2 separate regions of the Homo sapiens genome follow, and region 2 is linked to region 1. Evidence: read pairs that join two places in POLR2A ChIA-PET (ENCODE). Cell type or tissue: A673. All regions are shown on one strand. Links, peaks and the distances in the headings refer to the core of each region. The heading gives the core; the rest is flanking DNA. Region 1 overlaps DOCK2 (dedicator of cytokinesis 2). Region 2 has its middle 33 kb from the start of LINC01187.

What was found. Peaks named below come from ENCODE experiments on the same cell type or tissue, not always from the same donor. Only the 100,000 strongest peaks of a DNase experiment are listed, where the experiment ranks them.
Region 2: POLR2A ChIA-PET joins it to region 1 with 5 read pairs; 2 of 35 experiments call an interaction of 5 or more read pairs at or near these places.

The regions. Positions count from the first base shown.
Region 1 is chr5:169,779,508-169,792,078 of GRCh38, forward strand. All of the region lies in intron 25 of DOCK2 (dedicator of cytokinesis 2), which reads left to right. Among named protein-coding and RNA genes, the nearest start is that of DOCK2, 150 kb to the left of the region's middle. In A673, for the core only: no CTCF peak of the experiment used is centred there; DNase peaks (open chromatin) are centred at 6,934 and 8,784; H3K27ac peaks cover 2,419 bases.
Region 2 is chr5:170,159,942-170,172,512 of GRCh38, forward strand. No RefSeq gene overlaps it. Among named protein-coding and RNA genes, the nearest start is that of LINC01187, 33 kb to the right of the region's middle. In A673, for the core only: no CTCF peak of the experiment used is centred there; no DNase peak of the experiment used is centred there.

The sequences.
Region 1 (12,571 bases), core at 4,908-9,907:
GCTCACACTGGCTCATTGCTGGGACAGTGGGATAATTTCCTAGGGCCAGCTCTAGAGGAACTCACAAGATGATTAGGTGGTGGCTGAGGTTCAGATGGGTTCAGGCTTTCTGCCCCACCAGCTTCTAGCTATGCAGGTCCAGCCATCTCCCTGTCCGTCTCTGTCTGTCTCTCATTTGTTCTGTCCCCACCCCACCCCCGCATCATCCCATGCAGCCCCTTTTCTAAAATCTTCTGCTTCACCCCATCCCTAGAGGAACTCCCCCTTTCCCCTTGCTCTCTTCTTAAGCCTGAACAACTCGCATCAGCTTAGACACCAGCCAGTTCCTAGGGAGGCAGTTCTCCACTCAGTCCCCTCAGGTTCCAGGTGTGGAGGAGGTGTGGTGACTGACTGTGGCCCCGTAGAGAGTGTAGGCTGCAGGAATTCATCCCGTTGCATTTGCCCTCCCAGAGAGAGCTCTAACCAGTTTTCTTTCTGGGTCACCGAAGCAGTAAGGCACACCTTGCCAAGGTGAGCATTATTTTTTTCTCAGACCCAGCGTCTTCTAATCTACTTTGGGGGTCATGTATTTCCCCTTCCACCATGGCTTTGGCCTTGATCCTTTTGGATCTAGCAACCCTGGCATTGCTGTGCTAAGAAGCATGTGGCTCTTGCCCATCCAGCGTGAGCCCAGTTTGCCCTGGTGATTGCCACCTTCCCCTAGCTGTAAACTCTGCTCTATGACTGAGGAGGGACGGAGTCAGCTCTGGTTAGATTTGTAAGTTTTAAGGCTCCCCCAACCCAATAAATGTGTGTGTGTGTGTGTGTGTGTGTGTGTGTGTGTGTGTGTGTGTTGAATCGTTCTAACACACCTTCCAAAATGCATGGGAAAGTTGTCAACTTCTTTTCTCATGGTGTGTTAAAAGAATTTGGCATCCAATAAAGTACCTCTGGGCCTTGTGTGCTGGCAGCTTCTGGGCAGGTTGACGGTTTCCTCCCTGTTCGTATTTGTTTCATCATAAGCCAAACAAAAGCACTGAGAATCCATGTATTCGGGATCTCAGGGGCCTCTCCTCCTTCTCGTGCTTCTCTAAGATTTTCCTTGTGCTTACGTAACACCAGCTTCCTGACTTCAGGTAAAGAGTGTGTGTTTTCTCTCTGTATTCCCAGTAACTGGCACTGGGATAGGTGTTTGAAGGTGAAAGGACCAGTTGCCTTCATTGAAAGATGGTAATATCGTCTATTGAAGAAAACACTACACAGTACGTCTTCACTTATTGTCATCCATAGGTTCTTGGGAACCGTAACTTTAAGTGAAATGATGTATAACAAAACCAATTTTGCCATAGGCTAATTGATATAAACAAGAGTTAAGTTCCTAACTTAAAATATCACCATAAAATATCGCCATACTTCTAAATAAAGACCAAAACACTTCTAATATTATACATTAAAATAAATGTGAGCTATACATACATTTAAGAATAATAAAAACAAGTAAGATCATGACTTACCCACTTATTCCAGTTCAGGGTCCTGGTGGCTAGAGCCCATGCTGGCATCTCAGGGTGCCGGGCGGAAACCAGCCTTGGACAGGATGCCATTCCGTCACGAGGTGCACTCACACACCTATGCTCACTCACACAGTGGCCATGTGGACATGCTAAATGAACCTGATGCACATGTCTTTGGAATGTGGGAGGAAATTGGAGTACCTGGAGAAAATCCACATAGAAATGGGGAGAACGTGCAAACTCCACAGACAGTGGCCCCAGCTGGGAATTGATTTTTTTTCTCATCAAGGTTATAACAAAACAACATTGAATGAAACGATGTTATTCAAGACCTGCTGTGCTAAGAGCTGGAAAATTTAAACTCTAGTCCAGGAAAGCTACTAACAAGCAGTGTGACCTTGGACAAACCACTTAACCTCTCTGGGCTTCATTTCACATTGTATAATCAGAATGTTGGATCTCTGAGATCCTGTTCATCTCTGACAGTCAGCCAGTCTCTGTTGCCAGGACAGCATAGAACAAGAGACAGCAGCTTCAAGTACTATTTAAACTGCCTGAAAGGCATTCTGTTATCCTGGGGTTTTGTGGGCACTAGTGTCAGCCTGACATGAAAGACACAGAAGGACTCACTGTGTTTGGATGTACCCAGATTAGGGTATTGTCCACACAGGCCGTGGTGTGTGAATCCAGTGTGTCATTGAGAGGCTTGTTAGAACTAGTTCTGTGTTTCTTGGCATGGGACCTGGAACTCTACCACTTTCTGCCCTTCTCCACGCCCCCTCTCCCGCCCCCACAGAGAGGGGCAGCAGTCAGGACATTGCCCCCTTTTGCAGGTGGATGTTTCTCTCCATGCAAGTGTTTGTGTGGGTCTCAAAAATTTGCTTTTCATCAGGCTCATCCCTGCCGATGTCCCAGATTTGCCAGAACCCCCGTCTGCAGCAGGATGCTTTGTTTTGTTTGTTGGTTTATGGGGATTCTGGGCTCTGTCTCTGGGTGCAGTGGCAGGTTTTAAAATCAATTACAATCCAGGTAACAGGAGGTTCACCACAGCACTCTGCTGTCTGTTCAAGGCCTGTGCTGAGAAATTAAGTAGGTCCCAGTTACCTCTCAGAAAATTTGTGGTATTTCAGGGGACTACAGCGAGTTGCAAATCTTGATAGGTAGTGGGACCTGTCAGCAAACAGCAGACTGGCTTATGTTGTGGTTCAGCAGGAAAAGGAGAGAATAATTCCCTGAGCATAAGATGTGTTGCTCCCTCTTCTAGTTTATCAGGAGATAGCCACATACATCAAGAGACAGACCCTGGGTTTGGGGTACAAGCAGGAGAGCTGGTTATTTCTTGCTCTGTTTCCAAGAAGACGGGAAACTGTGGTTGTAGTCTCCTTATTCGTGATCAGGTTCCTTGCAGCTGTTTCATCTCCAGGCCTAAAGCTGACCAGTTACTCCTTTCTCTGTCTCCTGCCAACCTAGGGGGAGAACACTAGGCAGCTTCCTCCTTAGTTTTTTTTTTTTTTTTTTAATTTCTTGATTCATCCTGGGAAATGGGTACATCCACAGAATGCCTGCTGTGTGATTGCAGGTCTCCAGGTCCTTCTTTCTACGCCTTAGGGTCAGAAATAGGGGGAACACAGAGAGCAGGACTACCTAACTGTTTTGGAGAAATTCAACAGCCATGTAGGTCTTCGGTTCTCAACTGCATTCGAGGTTTGCTTTACCCATCCTTGCCTAGAGGGGATTTCATCCACTCTGCTGGCTCAATGCCATCCTGCTGCCTACAGCTGCAAAACTTAATTTTTAGTCTACGTCTTCACCTTCATCCCAAGACCTGTATCGTTAACTGGCTCTCTGACATATCAAATTCCACATGTGATAGTTGGAGCCACATTTTTGATGAAGAGAGGCAATGTTTAGAACAGGTTTTCCAATTCAAAAAATGTTTATTGATTCTCTGGCATAAACAAAACATTTTGTAGCCATTTAGAAAATACAAAGATGATGAAAATATGGTGATGTCCTCAAGGAGCTTGCCTTTATTTGCAAAATGAGGCATTCTTTATTATAATGCAGAATGAATATTTTATAGTAGAGATAATAAGCAAAGCGCCATGAGACTTCAGAGGAGAGAGCCAGAGGATGTTAAAGTCATTCTTGTAGTTTAAAACCTCCAAAAGATTATTTAAAATGAACAAGAAACACCAAAGAACTTCAGAAATTGGAAATATTCAACTTTTATTATATTAGATTTGGTAACCTCTGATTTTTTCATGATCTTGACTTTGGCCCCAAATGTACAAAGAGTGTTTGTTGGATGATCTCCTTACCAAAGTCTAGAGTTCCAGAGAGCCATTTCAGGGTTTTCCATTTGGTTTCATAGTTGAATTGTATTCATCGGTGACTTTGGAAAAGTCATGTCAGTTTTTTGGTTCTTGGCTTCTTGATCTGTAAAATCTGGATTATAGTGGGGTTAAATGTGAATATTAAATAACAATGCTCAACACAGTCCCTGAATGGCAATAAATGCTAGATAAATGATAGTTTGAAATTAGTATGATTATTATTTCCATTTTAATTATTCATTAATAATTATTATACCCATTTTTATTATCAGTTTGAAGTTAGAGACACTGTAGAGCATTAAAAATAAAAAGTTGCTTAAATTGACTTTTTAGAATATCAAGATAGAAAAAAAGCTATGGGAGAAAGGGTGTTCATATATACTATAATAATTACGATACTAGTTACTTTTAATAATTTTTATAAAAACTTACAAAGTAGGTTGTTATCACTATTTTACAGATGGATAAACCTGCTTAAATGTGCCAGTTCTTTCCAATAAGCAAGCTTGCAGATACTTAACTAATTTTTAACTATTGATGTATTTGTTTTTTCCCCTCACAATCTACTGTCTCCTAGGAAGGCGGAGATAAACCTGATAGTTTGAAATTAGCACCCTCTTTTACTCAACCAGCATAAAGGACTGTTTGACCCAGGCAAGTGATGAGGTGATTTGTAAGGCCAATTTAAATCAGTGTCTTGCCCACTGGCTTTCAAAGTCCAGGGATGTGCAGGTATATATTTTGGGCAGTCAGGTTCTGTTGTGCGTGGATTGTGGTCAATTTCATTGATTTTTTTTTTTTTCTCAACACAACAGTTTCAAAATGCTCTTTTGCTCCCCAAATAGCTGATCTTTTCAAACCTTTTGCTATTTTTTCCTGGTAAGACTTTCAGGTAACAGTGTAAATGCAATCAACAACCACACATTTCAGACGATGATGATGATATTTTTGAACATGTTTAATGATTTCACAAAACACAGACGGGAAAAGTTGAGTGGCTCCTTGGAGAAACTGCCTAATCCAACCTCTTCATTTTCAGCCCAGGAAAGTGTGGTTCTGAGGGGACATGACCTGCCCAAGGTCACACCACAAGTTGGTGGCAGAATTGGGATTAAAAGTTAGGAATCCAGATTTTAGTTTCTTTCTTTCATTTGCAGAGTAAGCAAAACTATTTTCCTTGGCATGAAAGATAATTTCAGGTGTGTACAAATAGAGTACTGTATCCAGAAGGGAAGTTCATTCATTCAATTCCTTTTCAATCTTTCTGATTATGTCAACGATTGTGTATCTTTGCTGTTTTGTTTTTATCTTTCTCTAATAATCTCCTTTGATAACAAAGATGGAGCAGACATCAGGCTCAAGCTTCTCTTAGTATTTAATATAAGTGTTTATTTTTATTGTATTGATTGTTATGATATCTTCCATTTATGGCAAAGGATACTGGTTTTCTGGTTGAGGTAGCAAAGTTTTCTTTCAAAATAAACTTAAGCAGATTCAAATGAATTTACTTTATGAAAAATATTAAGTAAACAATAGTGCAGGTGGAAATTATGATGAATACATAGCAGGTTTCCCACTGAAAAACATAATGATAAACTAAAGCTTGGAAAATACTTGACTGGATTTTGCCCTTTAGAAAGCTCTAAGCTCTATGAAGATAGATATGGCTAAATCCCAGTTTCCTTCTTATTCATGTCATGTCCTTTTTATGGAGCAGTCAGAAAAACAATCATTAGATCTAAAAGAAGATCATAAAAACTACCCGTATAAGAGATGAACTCGTATGTTGATAACCTCATTATGGGTAGCTTCCCTACAAGCCAAAAAGTTGGATCAGCAGCCAATCTAATTTCAGTATGGAGGTAGTTTTGTTTATATTTTACGTTATAAACAGTATGTGAATGCATTTGAAAACAGAAACTAGTTTCATTTTTCAGGAACTGATGCTGTATTTTAAGATATTTTATACCTTATTCTTGCCTTTTTATCCTTCCTAAGAAGTTCTCTACTTTCTGATCATCTTGCTCTTCCATCAGAGAGTGTGAATGAAGAAAAAGATGGCAAAATGCAATTTATCAAATATTTTCCCACTATTAACACATTTTAGAGATTAGCATATATAGAACAAATGGAATAGGAATATTAAAGTTATTCATTAAAATGGAGAGTAGAACTCTCCACATATTTCTTTCATCTATAATTTACCAATATCAAATGAATACCTGGAAAGAAAGATGTACTAGATTGCAGTATTTGAGTGTTTTTCCCATTATCTTTAATAGCAATTCTTCCAGTATTGCTTAATTTGTTTCCCTGCTCCCTAAAGCAGAAGTTTCTTCTTAGCTATGATTTAGTTATCCAGGGATCCTGGAGCTCTGAAGACCCATTATGGTTTGGCTAAGATGAGCTTGCCTTTCCTAAATGCCACACACAACTCATTCATGCCCCCTCTTCCTGTGGGCTTCTTCTGCTGGCCATTAGTGTTTTTTTGTGGAATGCTCCTTCATTGGAAAATTTATTCTCATTTAGAGGAATCTGGTGACAAAAAAAAGAAGGCGGAGTCAACTTCTGGTGACTTATGGGCAGTTAGAGTCAAACGTTTGAAAAATGGGCTTCTGAATCAGCAGAGATTTTACAAAGTGACTGGTGGAACTGCATACAAATGGGTAGAGTACAGAGATGCCAAGAAATAATGCTACTTCTATTACCACTAATAAAAAGACTGCATTTCCCAGTTCAGGGCTAGAAAGGTTAATGATGATACATTCTTTTTTAGTATCAAAGATTAACATGATAACTTGCATATTAAAGTTAATTCAGACCTACTGCTAATGGAAGGGGCATACAAAATTAATTTCTACAGCACCTCATAAATTATGATCACTCACTCTTCTTTGGCTGGTGTTCTTTGTCTTGGCAGGGGCTGCATGTGTACTTAAAGTGGGCACACTTCAGTTAGTAGGGGGGCATCTTTGGCCCCTGAGGAATTTGGGAAGCTTGGGGTGTGTGCCTTGTAGCTCTTAATCACTGCCTGTCTGCCGGTGTTTTCCTGCTGGAATGTGTGTACTCCATTACCAGCCAGCTTGTTGACTGGCGTGGATCTTGGTTTTAATATTTAATGAGATGATGAAACCGAGCTGAAATGAGAAGAATGTGGAAGGTGGGAGAAAGAATGGGAAAGATAAGAAAAGAGCTGCCCTCTCTTGATGGCAGGAGATTCTCCAAGAAGAGTTCAGCACAGCATCTTCAGGCAACTATTTGCTGTCCTGTTGAGTACCAAGGCCCAGCTGACATAGAAACATAGCCAGCCCAATCTTTAAGAGCACCGGCTCTGGAGTCCAAGTACTTGACTACAAGTTCCAGTATAATCCCTTGGGTAATTTACTTGACTTTTTCAAGACTTACTGTCTGTTTTAAACAGGAAAAATAATATGGACTCTATGTATACATGTACACACACACGTATTTATATTTTATATAAAATTAAATACAACTTTAGTATAATTTACATATAGAAAAATGCACACATCTTAAGTATATAGTAAATCTATTAGCCACGACCCTTATCAAGATACAGTATATTTTCATTACCCAGAAAGTTACATATAAATATTTTAAAAACTAAATAACAGTAGCTTATACTTTTATAATGCTTTCCATGGGCCAGGTATGCTGATCTAAGTGCTTTATGTTATCTTGTTTCATTCTCACCAAGAGAGGTGCTGTTATTATTTCCACTTTACAGATACAGAAACAAAGATACAGAGAGGTTAAGTGATTTCTCCAAGATCACACAGACAATAACCGATATTCCACTTCCGCACTCTGCTCACCGTTGTCTATATAGCACTTACCATGTGGTCTATTACTGACTAAGTACATTAGAGGAATGAGAATGGAGCCTCCTTGATGGCCGACATTTCCTTCCATTCCTCTTCTTCATAGTCCAGTTTATCATTCCACCTTGTCTTGGGCTGACGGGCTGTGCATGGTACTCTAGCAGAGTCTTTGAGGGAAAAGATGGTTCCATCCCTACCTTCAACACTCAGATGCATGATAGGTGCTCTAGAAGAAGTCATTGACTGTTACTCCCAGAAAATCCTGTCCCCCAGCTCCCACCCAACTGTCACTACTTGAAATTTTGACAAACTTACAGGTGGGCTCACTGGGCCCCCTGCCAGTTTGGGCTGCTTAGCCACCTTTGGGCTCAGTCTTAACCTTGTCCTTTTGATAGTCTAAAAATTTCAAGTGAAAATCCCTCCTGTTTCTGGGCCTGTTGTGGCTCCCTTGTCCCAGCTTCCCATACTCATTTCTCCTCAGTCAGTCCTCATTCTTGCCCAGTTGCTATGCTTTTCCTCCTCCACTTTTGCTTTTTTTTTTTTTTTGCCTCCTCTTCTGTGTCTGTCTTCTCTTTCTTTGCCTCCTCTTTCTTCTTTTTCTCCGTCTTTTTTTCCTCTTTTACCTCTTCTTTTTTCTTTTTCTCTTCATTCTTCCTCTCTTTTTTCTGCTCCTTTTCATTTTATCATGGTCTTCATGAGCACCACCAAATAAAATTAAGAAGCCACTCTCTGCTAAATGCATTGTAATTGCCCATGGGAAATTATTTTTTTTGTAGGGGGCAGCCGCATCCACTGTATCTCTCATATGGTTAAACTGATGCTTACCCATTTGTACTAGATTATTTTCAGACATATTTAGCCAATCATTCCTTTGACATCTCGTTTTGAGTGTCTTATAGATACTCAAACTCATTATTTCCAAAACTTTACTCATTCTTTTCAAGAAAACCTTCTGCTCTTCCATGATTTTTCTGCCTTTGAACCTTTCTCATATATGCCTTGAATCTGGTCACATCTCTCTCTTTATCACTTGCATGCTGGTCCTGTACACCCGTGTGTCATATGGAATGCTTGGCATTTGGCAGACGCTTGACACATACTTTTTCACATGAATAGAGAAACGGAAGTGCCATGGAGGGACAAGCACACGCTCATGAAACCTCCTCCCTTTATTTTTTTTATGTTTCACAAGAGCACTAAACACAGTCAAGTGACTTGAAACCATTAGCTTCTCTCCAGTTCTTTTCAGAGCTAAGATTTCACAATTTGAGTCAAAAGCAGCAAATGACTACTAAACTCAGTGTAGAACATTAACATTAAAACACAATATGAAAAATTTCTTTAAGAATTTCGTGCCAGAAAAAGCTATGGTTCCTGCAAGGAATTTGTCCTCTTCTATCCTAATGATCAACAAACTCTAGAACTTGGAGGGCTGCCCTTATGGCCCCAGTAAGGGCAGTTGGAGCTCATGTTGTCTTTTCCATTGGGATGTCATCTTTCTTCTTTCATTCTTTTTGGACTAAGGTAATGTATAAAGAAATACTTATAACTAATAATAAACACATGAACAAATAATGTGCAAAATTACTTGCAATTTCATAGGAGTACAATTGTAGATTCATGTTGGGGGCACTGAGCATAATTTGAAATATGGTATGTTTCTTTTTTTAACTTTTATTTGAAGTTCAGGGGTCCATGTGCGGGTTTGTTATATGGGTAAACTTGTGTCATGGGGATTTGTTATGCAGATTATTTTGTCACCCAGGTATTAAGCCTAATACCCATTAGCTATTTTTCCTGATCCTCTCCCTCCTTCTACTCTCCACCCTCCGATAGACCCCAGTGAGGGTTGTTCCCCTCTGAGTGTCCATGTGTTCTCATCATTTAGCTCCCACTTATAAGTGAGAACATGTAGTATCTGGTTTTCTGTTCCTGCATTAGTTTGCTAAGGATAATGGCCTCCAGCTCCATCCATGTCCCTGTCTCCACTCATACCTTTGGACATGATCTTGTTCTTTTTTATGGCCACATAGTATTCCATGGTGTATATGTACCACATTTTGTTTATCCAGTCTTTTATTAATAGGCATTTAGGTTAATTCCATGTCTTTGCAATTGTGAATAGTGCTGCAATGAATGTACGTGTGCATGTGTCTTTATAATAGAACGAATTATATTTATTTGGGTCAATACCCAGTAATGGGATTGCTGGATCAAATGGTAGTTCTGTGAAATGTAATATGTTTCATTGTACATATGTTTTCTTACTGCTCCCATCAATTGACTGCTTCTTTCCTTTAGTACACATGGACTGTTCAAAGGTAAGGAGCATATGTTGTCATCTGTTTGCACAGAGAGCTCATTACATGTCTTTAACTGATATTTATTATCTTTATTTCCTCCCATCTCATACTTTCCCCAGTTCCTCTTTTATTGCTGTAGAGTCCAAGCAAAATCTCTTTGATCCTCTTATTTAAATATTGGGCCTAAGTTTATGATACATTTCTTAAATCACTCTTTGCTTTGGGCCTTTTAGGGAAGGGCTCCCCTTGGCTCTTTTTCACAAGTGAAGAAATAAAGCAGGCAAGAGCCCCTGCCTCAAGTCTGTCTCATCTCTCTATCTTCTTAGCTGAGTGCTTTTAGAAAAGAAAACCAGGCCAGCGGATAAATTCTTCCCATTTCCATTTTTATTTATAGGGAGAAAAATGGCTGTGGTTTTTTCCTTTCCTCTTTGAAGTTTGCTTCCAGTTCTTCAGTTTATTTGAAATATAGTATACTTCTTGGTTTTCCTTTTGTAATAAACAACACTAGGTTTTAAATCTGTGGAGCTGTAAATGAGAGGAGCTTCAGCCTCCTCTTCTTCAGAGCTGATATGGGGAAGGTAAGGGAAGAGGAGAATCAGATGATGATTGGAAACAATTACACAACCATTCCATTTTGCTAATGCTTGAATCCAGGATAATTTTCTCATTTAATTCTCTGAAATGAAGGGCCCCTCTGTTAGCCTTAAAATGTAAACAAGAGGCTTTTAATGCATGATTTTCCCAGAAATGGAATGCTAGCTGCTCATATTGATTCAAAACATTGCTGTTGGCTTTTGTTCTTTTTGGTATTTGTAAGTTTTGTGATGGGGGCAATATAGGATTGTTCATGTGTGGCTTGAGGATTGTCAGTACGTGGTATTATTATTCTAAGTTGCAAACAGAAATTAAAAAGGACATTCAGAGAACGCTTGCCTGAGCCCTCCATTAGTCTGTCCACATACAAAAGGGAAAATGGAAATCTGAGGCATATATCCCAATTATTTCAATTTATACCCACCTCTTGGAACTCAATTCTCTGAGTTTGGTATTCAGACCAAAGTGTAGTTTGTTTGAATGATGCAGATAATAGCTTTAAGTCCACTTTATTCCAGCCTGTCTGGACCAGGCATTTGTAAAATTTATAAGTTAGCAACAGTGGAAGGAAACTGAAGCTTTAACATGCTCTCCTTTGGACTGAAAAACTTCTGCATAGCATTGGATCCCAATGCCTCATTGCACTTAATAACTGCAACTGAATTTGTATCATGTTTTACTTTGATCTTCTTATGAAAGAGTCATTCTCATCTCCATTTTTGGAGGGAGAGAAGTGAAATGGCTCATCCAAGGTTACACACAGCCTGGTGGTAGTAAGGCTGGGATTCAAACCCAGGTCTCCCAACCTTTAACCCAAAGCTCTACTTACTATGCCATGCCTTCCTCTATGATTAGGTAAAACGGCTCAGGGGAGGTGGTGAAGGTAAAGAAACACACATGCAGTTCTCCTTCTACACCTCCCATCCCACCCCCAGCTGCTACCACCTAGTTTCCTCAAGGATAACACTGAATAATGAGTATTGATCAATCCAACACTAAACAGGGTTCTGATTCTGTGAGTTGCCCTAAATACGGGCCCCTTATTTGCCTTCAGCAAACACTCACTCATTCATCTAACACTTACTAAGATCCTACTGGATAACAGGCATTGTGCTAGGAACTGTAGGAGACATGACTTGATTGAGATTGGATATCTCACCCCAGGCTCTCACTGTCTGATGAGGAAAAGGTAGCGAATGGCTTGAAGTCATGATTGCTGTTTGCTAGCCAACTGCAATGCGATGGGGAAGCCCAACCGACTATAGTTGAATAAAAAAATGAAAGAAGTGAATGATTGGACTAAAGACTCAACCACTGAGTTGACTAATGCTCATTATTGTTTAATTCTGAGGTTCTAGGACTGAGATTTCTTTTCAGTCCCCTGGGACTGTAACTTATAAAACCACAACAAACATCAATCAATCATTAAACAGACCAAGCTATCCAGGTCTTGGATTTTCTATTTAAGGCCAACTTAAGGGAGTTAACAAACTCAGAGGGTGGCTGCCTCAAGCTAGCAGAATCTAGAAATTGGTAATAATTGCCCTGCACTCATGAGCCGGAGTGAGTGGGGCTGGAATAACACTGGCGTTGGAGTCAGACAGGTCCATGCTGGGGCCTTGCCTCTGTTGGAGACACACTAGCTGGGTGAGCTACATGGAGCTCCTATTTTCTCATCTGTAAAATGGGGACAATGCAATCCATTGAATAGGTTTTGGTAAGGATTAAATAAATTCTCAGTATGATGCCTAGGATCTAGCAGGAGTTCAATGTACATTGCATATCTCTCACAATTAATATTCCACTCTCTCACTCCCCTTCACACCAATAATTTCTGTCCCTTTAAAAAAATATGTTATAGTGACCCTGGCTGCTGAGAAGACTCTATTTGAGTATGTGACCATGGACTAGCTAATAAAGAGATAAAAGTGTAGGAGTTCCTGGTTAAGTAGAGATTGAGAGTCATGAAACCATGGAATTCTATGAGTCTCTAGAGGAGACTGGCA
Region 2 (12,571 bases), core at 2,974-7,973, 380 kb after region 1:
TGGCCAGGCTGGTCTTGAACTCCTGACCTCAGGTGATCTGCCCCCCCACCCCTTGGCCTTTTAAAGTGCTGGGATTACAGGTGTGAGCCACCGTGCCCTGCCTTACAGTTTTACTATTGTAATTGCGATCAGCATTATTCTCATTTTTTGAAGTGAGGACACTGAGACTCAAAAGAACATAACTTGCCCAAGGTCATACAAAGAGGAAGTGGCAGAACCAACACCAGAACTCAGGACTATTACTTAAATTCACATACCATAACCTTTGAGACCCAACCTTGCATCTGGGTAAATATAGCATCGATCTTTTTAAACTTGCTGTTGCTATTTAAAAACATTGCTTTCTATTAAACACTGATATTTTATGGATTAGAATTACAAGGTCCCCCAAATTGTAGAAATTAAAATACAAGCGATTTCAAAAAATAGGTTGGGGATGTTTCTGGCATTTTAAAAAGACAAATATTCAAGCTGATGGATATCCCAAGTACACTGATTTGTCCTTTACAAATTATATGAATGTATTAGATTATCACATGTACTCCAACAAAAAAAGAAAATAGGTTGGATACAGATTACTCCTGGCTCCCCCAAGAAATATTCATTCATTTCCCTTTGCTCCTTAAAGTTCTTCAGTGGAAAATTGTGATAAGCAGTGGATTAAATCAAGTCCATTTTGCAGATGAAAAAAACTGAGGCTCAGAGGTACTGTTTTCATTAAGCATTGTTACATCCATTTAGCTGATACATAGCCTTTAAAAAATCAGAAGCACCATATTATTTATTGGTTTATATTGAATTTAAATCCTCTTTCTAAGTCAATAAATTTTTTTGACATTTCACATGCAAGCACCGATAAATTCTGAGAGTGAAGACTTCCTGCTCTCATAGAGCTTAGATTCCAGAGGCTTAATTGAGTTCCAGATTAGAAAAGGTCTTTGGGCAAAATAAAGGTTTGCTCAACACTCCCTATTACTTCATATTCTGTACTGTACAGCAGTTGTTTTCAAAACGTTGTTCTAGGACCTCTGGGGGCACCAAGACCTTTGCAGAGGATCTGCAGGATCAATGTTATTTTGATAATAATAAGATTTTTTTGCTGTACTGACATTTGCACTAATAGTGCAAAAGCAATGAAAGGTAAAACTGCCAAGGCTTAGCAGGAATCAAGGTGGTGGCACCAAACTGCACTAGTGATCACTGTATTCTTCACCATTCACGCAAATGGGAAAAAAGCTAGTTTCGCTCTAGAATGCCCTTAACAAAGCAGTCAGAGTTCATGTGTTTTTAATATTCTGTGTAATGAAACAGGAAGTGTGCAAAAAGCACTCGTGCTGCATATGAAGTTTCGTTGCATACTTGGCTTGGCTGTAGGCAAAGTACATTTGCCATGACTTGAGTTGCAAGCTGGACTTGAGTTGCAAGCTGGACTTGAGTTGCAAGCTGAACTTGCTACTTCTTTCAGCGGAACATCATTTTTACTTTGAAAGAACAACTGGCAGATGACGATGGTTTTTCAGTCTTGAGTATTCCAGACATATTCTTGAAAATGAAACAAAATAAATTTGCCAACTCAAAAAACCTGACAGAATTTGTTGCATTGACAAAATTAGAGCTTTTGTGCAATATATATATACAGAATTTTGGAAAAATTTTTCTGCCACTGTAAGCTTGTACTTAAAGTCTCCTGATGACATTAGGGGTATTCTTAACTATTTAAAAAAATATATTATACAAGGCAGTGTTTCAAAAAAACTCAGTGCAGCACCACTGATATTTTCTTCTATACTGCAACCAAAGCCACATATTACAATAGATTGAATGCAGACGCCAATGAGAATCCAGCTACCCTCCGGTAATCCAGATGTTTAAAAAGATCCACAAAATGTAAAACAATGTTATTGTTTTGTTTTGGAAAAATCAAGTTATTTTTCATAAAACACTGTCTTAACATGTATCATGTTTATGATGTTTCATATGAATATATTCATATTTTAAAATTTATCAATTTTATTTCTATATAGTAACTATGGATTCGTATAATTCACTTAATAACTCTTTGAGAGCCTCAATAATTTCTAAGAATGTAAAGGGGTCCTGAAACCAAAATATTTGAGAACCACTGCCAACGGTAAAGAAGGGAGGCTTGCATTGCTCCGGTATTGTCCAGCTGTGCCCAGACCCTTTCAGGATTGTAAATGCCTGTCTCTCCGGGCTTAGGCTGTGATGGGGACACCTGGAGGCTCCTTTGCATAGAGTCCCGGCCAAAAACAGATGGCAGACTCAGAAGAGTTCACTCAGGAAAATCTAATGGCCTACGTACTAAAGTCTGGACCAGGCTTAAGGACAGACACCAAGAAAGGTAAGAAGGCACCCAGGTTGTTAATTGTGTGATGCCATTGCCACCCCCCCAAGGACCTGAATGGGCAAAGGAGGGGGTGATCACCTGAACCGAGCCAGGTCTGTAGCTGTAGAATAGTCCTGCAGTGCCGCAACTGTGGCCTTGAATGATGAAGCACCACTGCTATCAACCTGTAGCCTAGAAAATCCTCGGATAATAAATGCACCAAACTCTCTCTCCTCTGGCCCTTCAAGCTCCTTTTGGTGCCACCAGTTGGCTGGACCCAGCCAGAAGCCAGCCTCCTGGGGCTTGAGCAGGATGGGGAAGCAGAGAGAATGTTGTGGACTGAATGGTGTCCCCCCAGATTCATGGGTTGAAGCCCTAACCTCCAATGTGATGGTATTTGGAGGTGAGGCCTTTGGATGATAACTGGGTTTAGTTGAGGTTATGAGGCTGGGATTAGTGCCCTAATGAGAAGAGACACTAGTGGGTGCTCTCTCTGTCATATGAGGGCACCATGAGAAGGCACCATGAGCCAGGAACCTGATCATGCTGGCACCCTGATCTCAGACTTCCAGCCTCCAGAAATGTGAGAAGATGAATGGCTGTTGTTTAAGCCGCTCAGTCTATGGTATTTTGTTCTGGCAGCTGAGATGGTTAATATGTATGGTAAAAATGGGGGCAAGGGACCCACAGAGAACACCTAGCACAGAGGTGAGGTGGTTTACTATAACCTTGAACCACCAACTGGGGTCACAGCAGGTGACGCCTCACAGCTGGTCTGAATGGATCTTGACGGTCAAGGGCCACTGTCCCCAGCTCCATGCACCCTCAGTAACTGCCTCTAGGGGAATGGCTGGCTAGAGGATTCCAAATGATCATGACAATAGCAACAACAACACCTGGCATTTGTAGATCACTTACTCTTTAATATTATCTTATTATCTCACTTACTCTTCACCACAGTCCTATAAAGCAGGAATAATTTTTAGCCCTGTTTTACTATGAGGACACTGAGGCTCAGTGAGGCTGAAACACCACCTTAAGTCAGGAGCCAGATTTCCGACCAAGGCCATCTGGCTCCAGACTCCTTGCTTTTCTACTCTCTACTACCATGACAGCTTCTTTAGCCTTCTTAGTGAGAGGACTGAGTCTGGTCTTCCAAGTAGGGGTTATATATTTAAGTCCATAAACCAAAAGACTCTAGTGTCAAGAATTGTGAAGGATCTAAGATTTTAACCTGCTTTCATGCTAATAATTTGATCTACTTCAGTCTCACGGATGCTGTCAGAAAATACAAGACTCCTGGGTCAGAGACAAAAGACAATTATTCAAAGCACAGCAAGTAGCATGAGTTCATATTTATGTCAGTTTCCCTTGCCCCAATTCCCACAGAATGAAGTGAAAAGGGCCAGGTGACTTTGCACATATAGGTGACAGAGGGTAGTGTGTTCCAGGAGAGGATACCGAGATGAGAGAAACCAAATATTTTATACTGAGCAGTAAGCCTATCTGACCTTCACCCCAGAGGGAGACATTCTGGATAGTAAACAAATCTGTACTTTGCTCTGGAGAAAGACACTGTATCTGTCTCTGTCTTCCAAGGCTGCTCCTTACATAAACATCCTTGAAAAGACAAAGGGAGCCAGCTGGTAAGAGACACAGGAGACCCATGGAGAATTGTCTCCTAATGCTCAGAATTCCTCAGACTTGCACACATCACCTAACTGGATATGTCATCTTGTCCAAGTCCAGGACAACCAAGGTCCTGGGAGCACCTTAGAACAGGGAGCACAGTGGCCTCTTATTCCAGCAGACACCAGGCATGTGGTAGGCACTGCACAATCGCCTCTGGTAACCACCAGAAGTCAATAGCCCTGCAAGGCCTTAAGACTTGAGTATCAGGACCTGGCAGTGATGAGGGTGGGGAGTCAGGGGGAGATGATAGGGAAAGGATTACAAAACAAAAGTGAAAGGCAAAATGAAATGCAAAAATCCAAGTGACGTCACCTGTGTCTTCCTTAATTTGCTCATTTGCTGGATGGGAATAATCCCTACCTCCTAAGGCTGGGTGAGGATTTCCTAAGGTCAAGCATGTAAAATGCGTAGCATGGCTCCTGTAACTACGAGAGCTCCACAAATGCAAACTATATGACAAGTGAGGAACATTAGATGACAGTCATGCTTCGATTTAAGTAAAGTTAATTGTAAAAATATAAACTTCCTAGAGGAAGTTGTTCTTCGTTCCTGCGGCTGTTGTTCTAACAAGTTAATTCCTTTGGTGGATTTCCAGTAAGATCCAATTTGCAAAAAAATGCATTTGGCACCAAATATTTCATAACCCATCTAAATACATACCCTGGGCCAATTTGTGTTGCTGTAGAACCACCCGTCCTTACTTCATGCTATTCGTTGGAGTATAACAGCGCATCTCAAACAAGAATCACCCCCTGGGGTTTGTTAAGACAGATTCTGATTTACTAGGTGTGGGATGATGCCTGAGATTCTGCACTTCTATGAGCTCCCAAGTGATGCCACTTGTTCAGGAACCATACCTTGAGTAGCAAGAGAACATAAAAAAGCCAAAGGAGGAGTGGCAGCCTTTTGCCAGCCACTCTGTGGTTGTCATTAGTGCCTGCCTTTGGGTGGGTGCTTTCTTCTTTAGCCCACGCTCCAGCCCCTTGACTCTTACCTACTGTAGAATCTGCACCACCTCATGGCCCCATGTGTCCTCCACCCCACCACCCAACCCCTGTTCAATTACCCAGAGGAGGCGGGAGGGAGGAGTTTTCCGTCAACTGTTCCCCTCCCCTCTCAGGGCCAAGGGGAGGCTGGGCCACCCGCCTCTGTTTACTATAAACACAAGGAGCTGCTGTTCGGGCTTCCACTAACCCTCTCTCCACCTCCCAGGGCTTCTGTTGGCCCAAAGCTCCTGGAGGCCACCTTTAGCCTCCCTCTCTCCCTAAAGCCCTCGTCTAGGGCTGACCCTGGAGGCTGCCCCAGATCCTCAGAAGGGGAGCTGCAGAGGTCTTAGGATGGATCTGCTGTATCTGAACTGACACAAGTTTTCTTGTGCCATATTGGTGACATCCCTTCCTCCTGCTCTCCCTCCCTCCTGTTCACTTGACTTCTTCTACCTTTCTGTAGTAGTCAACACTCTTAGTTACAAGTGACGGATATACTGCACAAACTAGCATTAGGAGGAAATATAAAAGAATAAAACAGGCTGGGCGCAGTGGCTCACGCCTGTAATCCCAGCACTTTGGGAGGCAGAGGTGGGCGGATCACGAGGTCAGGAGATCGAGACCATCCTGGCTAACATAGTGAAACCCCATCTCTACTAAAAATACAAAAAATTAGCCGGGCCTGGTCGCGGGTGCCTGTAGTCCCAGCTACTTGGGAGGCTGAGGCAGGAGAATGGCGTGAACTTGCAGTGAGCCGAGATCGTGCCACTGCACTCCAGCCTGGGCGACAGAGTGAGATTCTGTCTCAAAAAAAAAAAAAAAAAAAAAAAAGAATAAAACAAAAAACTAGTGGCTTACAAAACCAAGAAGGGGCTTCAGGTTCGGCTAGATCCAGGGGTTCAAATGATATGGTCAATGCTTGCTTTCTCCATCCCACTGTGCTGTAATCATCATCTCCTACCAGATTGCATCTAAGAGTCTTCAGCTCTAATTTTATATTTTCTCAGCCTAGTTAACCTGTTAAAAAAAGGTTCTACCTGAATCAAATGAAACTGTGATGTCCACAACACACTTTCTCTTTCCTTCGGTCCCTCTTTCCACCTCTTATTCCAGTGTAAATAAGGTAAGGTTGCTATCTTTTGTCCTCAAAGATCTTACAGTCTAATGGGGAAGGCATAGGGTATATACCAATAGCTACAACATTCTATTATCAGGACCATGGAAAAAAGTATGTGCAGATTCTACACACTTTTATTGGGTTCCTGGTACATGCCAGTTCTACGCTACCCACTTCCACTTCTGTAACCTGAGCTGACCCACAAGTGTGTGCAGTGCCCGTAGCAGGAGGAGCTGCCAGGGTGCAGCTCATGACAGGGGAATCTCCACTGGGCCATTTCGGCTCACTGAAGCAGTGTCCCAAGCAGGGAGCAAGGAGAACTGGGAAACCCTAGGCACCTCCAGTGGCTCTGCCTTCCCATCCAAGCATGTCCCATCCAAGCAGGGAGATAAGGGGCAGTGCAAGGGGAAGGGAAGGGAGAGGGGGCAATAGGCATACATTGTGAGCACAGCTGGGCATAAAAAGTGATGGGCCAGGACTCACGCTGCACTGCACCCACGCAATATAAAACTCCTAAACTCATGAGCGTCTTTCATGTGGAGACCAAGGAAGGCTCCAGAGAGGTTCATAACCACCCTGAGATTGTATGCAACAGGTCATGTGAGTGTGGAGGGTGCAGTTTTTGGGGAGATGGTTGCTAGCTTCCATCACATTCTCAAAGACATTCACTATACCTTCATGACAGACCCAGAAGCTGACAGTAATGCTCCAACGCTGCTGCCAACCCAGTCCAAGCCACCCTGTAGCTGTCCTACCTTTTCACCTTATCTCCAGGCCTCAATTCAAGGGCCTCATCTCAACCCTATCTGACTCTAAACTCCTCATGCTAGCCTGGTTTCAAACCTAGTTCTGCCTACTAGCTGTGTGATCTCTCTCTCTAAGCCTCAGTTTCCTGATTTGTAAAATGGCCTGGTAATAACACAATCTTGAGAGCAAAGGCCTCATTAAATGGTGGTCATGGTACCCTCCTTCTCTCACCCTCCTGCCAGTCCCATCAGAGAGCTAATAACTTTTATCAGGTGTGGTTTATGTCATAATTCACGTTCTTCTCTTACAGGGATGCTGCAAGGATTTGAGATGATGCTTTTATTAAAGCATCCAGTGCAACACTTGGCAAGAGACAGTGCAAACTCACAGGAAACTTTTTACCTCCTGACTTCATCTCTTACCCCTTTATCTGATTCCTGCCCTGCAAGCTGGGTTTCTGAGTCTTCTAGCCCAAAAGGGCCCAGGGAGGTTTCCTGCCGCCACCCAAGGTGTCCTTCCCCACCCCATCTCCCGACTGACATTGGGACACTGAGACCCCAGTAGTTAGGGGTCCATTGGGCCCCTCTCTGGCCCAGCCAAGTCTCTGACAGACACCAGCATTTCCAAGAAAACCAGTTCACGGGGCTCCATGTAGGAAAAGCAGGCCCTTTCAGGAGCTAGCACTTAGGCAGGATTTCCAAATTTTTTTTCCCCAAATCTTGATGATCTTACATTTAAAACATGTATCACCTTGCTAGTTTCTGGCAGCAGTGCCCAGGCACAGAGATATGGGAACTAGAGCTGCTGGGTCCTTACATTCTCAGCTGAGGGAAGCCTCCGCCCTTCCCACACACTGCTTTGCAGGGCAGCACCCCCAGCGCTTACCCACCAGGGAACCGGGCCTGTTCAGTGCTCTCTGAGCAGCTGTCCCAGATTCCCCCAGAAGGCCAGGAATGGGTAGGCTGAGGTCCGAGGGCCAATTCTCAGAGACAGAGCAAACCCTGCCTGATTCTAGAGGGAGTTGCAGCTCAAACCCCTTGGAGACAGAAGAGGGAAGGAGAATTAAAGCGTAGTAAGTGTGTCTATGGACCAGGTCCTTTGGGAACAATATCTTATTTAAGCCACATAGCGGCCTTGGAATAAAGATCATTATAGCCAATTTGCACCGAAAAAGCAAAAGAAAAAGACCCTGTAAAGTTATCTTATTCCAAGGTCACACCGCTGAAGGTGGCAGAGTCAGGGTTTGACCTAATTCTGCTCACTACTTTCTGGCTGTGCAACCTTGGGTAACATCCTTCCTCTCTCTGGGCTTCAGTTTCTATATCTGTGCAATGTGGCACTAAAAATACCACCTCATGAGATGCTCTGCAGCTTCAGTGAGATAGCCCACGTCAAGCACTTGGCATGGTGCCAGGCATACAACACATTTTTTGAATGAATGAGTGAGTGAAGGAATGAATGATTGGGAGGCAACTCAGCTCCAGCCCCATTTAAAACTGTATTTCATCCATGATTTGTGGAGCTCATATTGACACCAGAGTGTGCCAAGTTTCCCAAGTTTCCATCAGTCTTCATGATATCAGCCTGAGAATTTTTCTTCACTGAAAGAACTTCTCCAACTCCACTAGTGAAAATCCTGTCTGGCCAATGGCCACCGACTCTGAGAGTCTTTGTGGGAACCCAGCAGCTGAATGTAGAGACCTGCCTGACACTCTCATTGCAGAACGTTCCACGTCCTAGCTAGGTGTACCCGTTCTTTAGCTCCTCTAAAAGCACTGCCTATTGCTGGAGGCAAAAGACCAAGCCCCCAGAATAACAGGAGCCCTGAAAATAGCTTCCATTCAGTGTGCCCCCTGAGGACAGACACCACCTTGCCTCACCACTGTGTCTTCAGGTTGCTGTGGGGTGCCTCGCACCCGAGAGATGCTCAATAACTGTTTGTGGAATGAATAGAATCCAAAAAGAGTTGAACATAAATGTGCAGGACTTGCTAATTCTTCTGTGTGCAGGCAACACTGGGGCTTCAGGGGGATGCTGGTGCCCAGCAACAACTTGTGTGTGGCCCTGGGGTCTGTTTCCAGGACGGCGGGATCCCCTGGTCTGTATTTTGTGAAAAGATGAGTTCCCTGGATCCATTTGACTGGGTTTCATTGAAGGACATTTGAAAAAGGAAACTGGGGAAGGCAAATTAGCCTCCCTGGCTTCCTGCAGAGAGCACCTTTTATGAGACTGTCATTTCGAGTTTCCTCTTCCTCTTGTTTGGTTCACACATTCCCACAGCCTCCCTCAGAGAACAGATTGAACCCCTATTTTCCTCATTAAAGATCACATCAGTGCAAGGACATCCTGTCTGGATGGGTAGGAAGTGCCCCAGGAGATGTCTATCGTGCGTCTGGGCCCCACAGGAGCAAGCTTCTGGCTGCCATCTCTTAGGATCTCACAGCCTTTGGACCTTGCAACAGCACCTCTCCCCAGTGTTAAGCAGACCCAGGGCTGATTGCCAGTCACTTCCAGAAGGATGGAGTTCAAAGGGACATCTGGAGCAAACAGACTTCGGGTGGCAGGTGAGCCGCTGGGTGCAGCATGAGCAGGGTCTCCCAGCAGAACAGGACAGGCATCCATTGGAGGGGTTAAGACTTTGAACACTGGGGTATAAAAGTTCAGGGGCCCAAACTTAGCTCCACCACAAACCAGTTGTAAGACTTTGGGCAAGTTATTTAATCTTTTACAACCTCAGTTCCCAAACTACAAAATGAGCCTAGCAATAATGTCTCATCATGATACATTTTTAGATTAAATGAGCCAAAGCCTGTAAGTATCTGGTGCTTGGGAAATGCAAAGTCACACAGCTGCTGGTGGGCACGCATCGCTTGGGCATCATATAATCTGTCTTGCCCACTAGACTGTGAACTACTCGAGGGCAGGAACTCGGGTGACCAAGACAGGGCCTGGCCCGTAGTAGATGCTCATCAGTTATTTGTTGAAGACATGTCAGACAAGGCTGAGTGGAAATGACACTCACTGTTGTAATGTTAATAGTAGTGGTTTATTTTCCTGTCTCCTTAACTAGACTGAGGTCCTAGAGAACACAGATGAGCCTTATTCTTCCACGTATTCCCAGTGCCTAGGACACTCTCAACCTCTCTGAGTCCCTGTTTCCCCCATTTATTCCCCCTGTTTAGAAATAGAAGCCCTACTTGGCAGGGTTTCTGAAGGTAACATGAGTCAACATATGTGAAACACTTTGCATGGTGCCTTGCCTTCGTAAGAGCCCCATTATGACAACTGTGATCATAACTACTTTACATAAAGGCTTCTGACCCAGTGTCCAGGGCTTGCAGGTAAGCTTCCACATACTCCCAGGGTGTGGCCATCTGAGCTGATTCATGGATGAGCTTGGAGACTCCCTACCGTTTACTAAGTGCCAACCTCTTATACACCAAGACCTGCCTGGGCTCCTCTAAGTGGCAAGTAACTTGCCCGTGATCAGACACCTACTAATCAGTAGAGCTGAGATTTGAATGCAAGCATCTGGCTCCACAGCTGCCACGACTGATCTTCACTGTTCAGCTTCCCTAAGGCCTGTTAGTTTCTCAGCCTGAGCACAACTGACCTTGTGGGCCAGATGGTTCTTGGCTGTGGGAGGCTGTCTCATGCACTGTAGGGTGTGTAGCTGCATCCATGCCTCTGCCACTAGATGCCATGACCTCCCCATGCCCCCAGAGTCACAATGACCAAAAATGACTCCAGACACTGACAAACATCCCCTGGGTTGAAAACCACCTTTCCCCTCTCCCTCTCCCAAACCCACAGGAGCCCTCTCCCATGGGCATACCAAGGCCATCGTCTCCTGAGACAGGAGTACCTTGGGAAGAAGCCTGAGCTCTGTCCCAGTTCCACTGATTTGAGAATGACCTGGTGAGTCAACCTCCTCTGTCAGGATCCCTTTTCTCATCAGCAAAGGGCACTAATGTCCACCAAACTGCCCAACTCAGAAATGTGGGCATCACCCTTGACCCTCTCTCTTCCTCACCACCCTCACCTTATTATCTCTCACTCAGTCCTATTGGCACTATCTCCTAATTATTGTTCAAATCCATCCCCTCCATTCTCCCTCCCTCTCCTCTCCTACCTCGGTTCAGGCCGCCGTGTCTCACCTCTGGATCAGCTTCTCAGACAATGTCTGCCTCCAACCCCGCCTCTCAAGTCCAGGGTGGTTTTCCCAAAACACAAATCTGATCACTCCCTACCTTGGGTGTTTTCTGAGAGCATCCTCCACTCCTGAAAGCGTTGAAATGTTGCAAAGCCCAGTTAAACTCTAAGCCCAGGCAGAGCTGGGGATAAGCCTCACTCCAGGCTCTTAGCTCCCTGATCATGAGTTGCCCTGTCTGTCTCTTCTACTGCATGGCACACCCTGTGCAGGCAGGGATGTCTTGGTCCCTGGACCCTCAGTGTGCAGCATGGGATGCACACAGCCAGCACTCAGCAAGCACTCACTGGGTGGACAGATGAATAAATGGATAGATGGATGGAGAGTGGTGCAGGCCTGTGCAGTGCTCTAAGCTAGGGAGGACATCCTGAGCCCCCTGCAAGGGCTCCGGAAATATTTGTGGGGAGACAGATTCCTATCCTCAACTTCAAGGGGTTCTCCACTGTAAGAGGAAGATCAATGCCCTTCCTATATGGGCATTTCACATCCTGAGGCAGGGATGTGCACAGTGAGATGGACAGGATACAGTAGATTATTTGCTATGTGCCTGACAGCTCTCCTCTGAGCCAGACTTTTCTTACAGGAACTAGTTAGAGGAGGGGATCACTTCCCAAAGAACAAGACCCTGGAGACTGGGAGCATCTGACGGACTTTATTTAAAGGAACAGTGACAAGACGTTTCACTGTGTTTACTTGGCAGGTGCAACATCACTCTGTTCAGTGGGTTTTCCCTCTAGGGTGGGGGACAGGTTCATTCCAGCAGAGGGGCTGCTGGGGCTGGCATGGCGATGGCCATTAAGGGCACACAGCACCCTGTTTCCTCATCCTCCCGCAGCACCCTTGCCCTCCCCTGCCTGTCCCTGAGCCTGAGGGAGGGGACCAGCCAGCCAGAACCTGGGGCTGGGGACGGTGACAGCTGCACCTGCCCAGAGTCAACAGGATTTGTTCCCCTGGATTTTCCACACTGGTGGTTCCAAGATCGGGTCTGATTGCCTGCATACCTTTTAAGGCCTGCCTGGGAGCAGAGCAGGGCCTTGGGGAGGCTGTGGGCCTGAGGTGTCTGGAGAGAGCTCTCCTGAAGTTGGCAGGTGGATGTGACTCCCATTTAGCCCCCCTCCCCACCACAGACAGACACATACAAAGACATAATTGGTAGGAGCAAAGGAGCCAGGCCAGCAACAGAGCCTAGACTAGGGACCAGCTGAGGCCAGTCCAGGTGGGGAAAGAAGGGGCACTGCCAGCTTGGTCTTGAGCCAAGGAGATGCTGGCAGAATGAAAATTAGGGCTCCAGCTCATTGGTTCTAGAATTGGAGCCTGGAGCCTTTAAGTGAGGGTGATTCAATAATAACTTCTAAGAGGGCAGGCTCTGGAGTCAACAACTGAGTCCCAACCCCAGTTTCTTCCCTTACTCTGTGTGACCTTGAGCCAGTCCCTTCACTTCTCCAAGCCTCAGCTTCCTCATCTGTAAAATG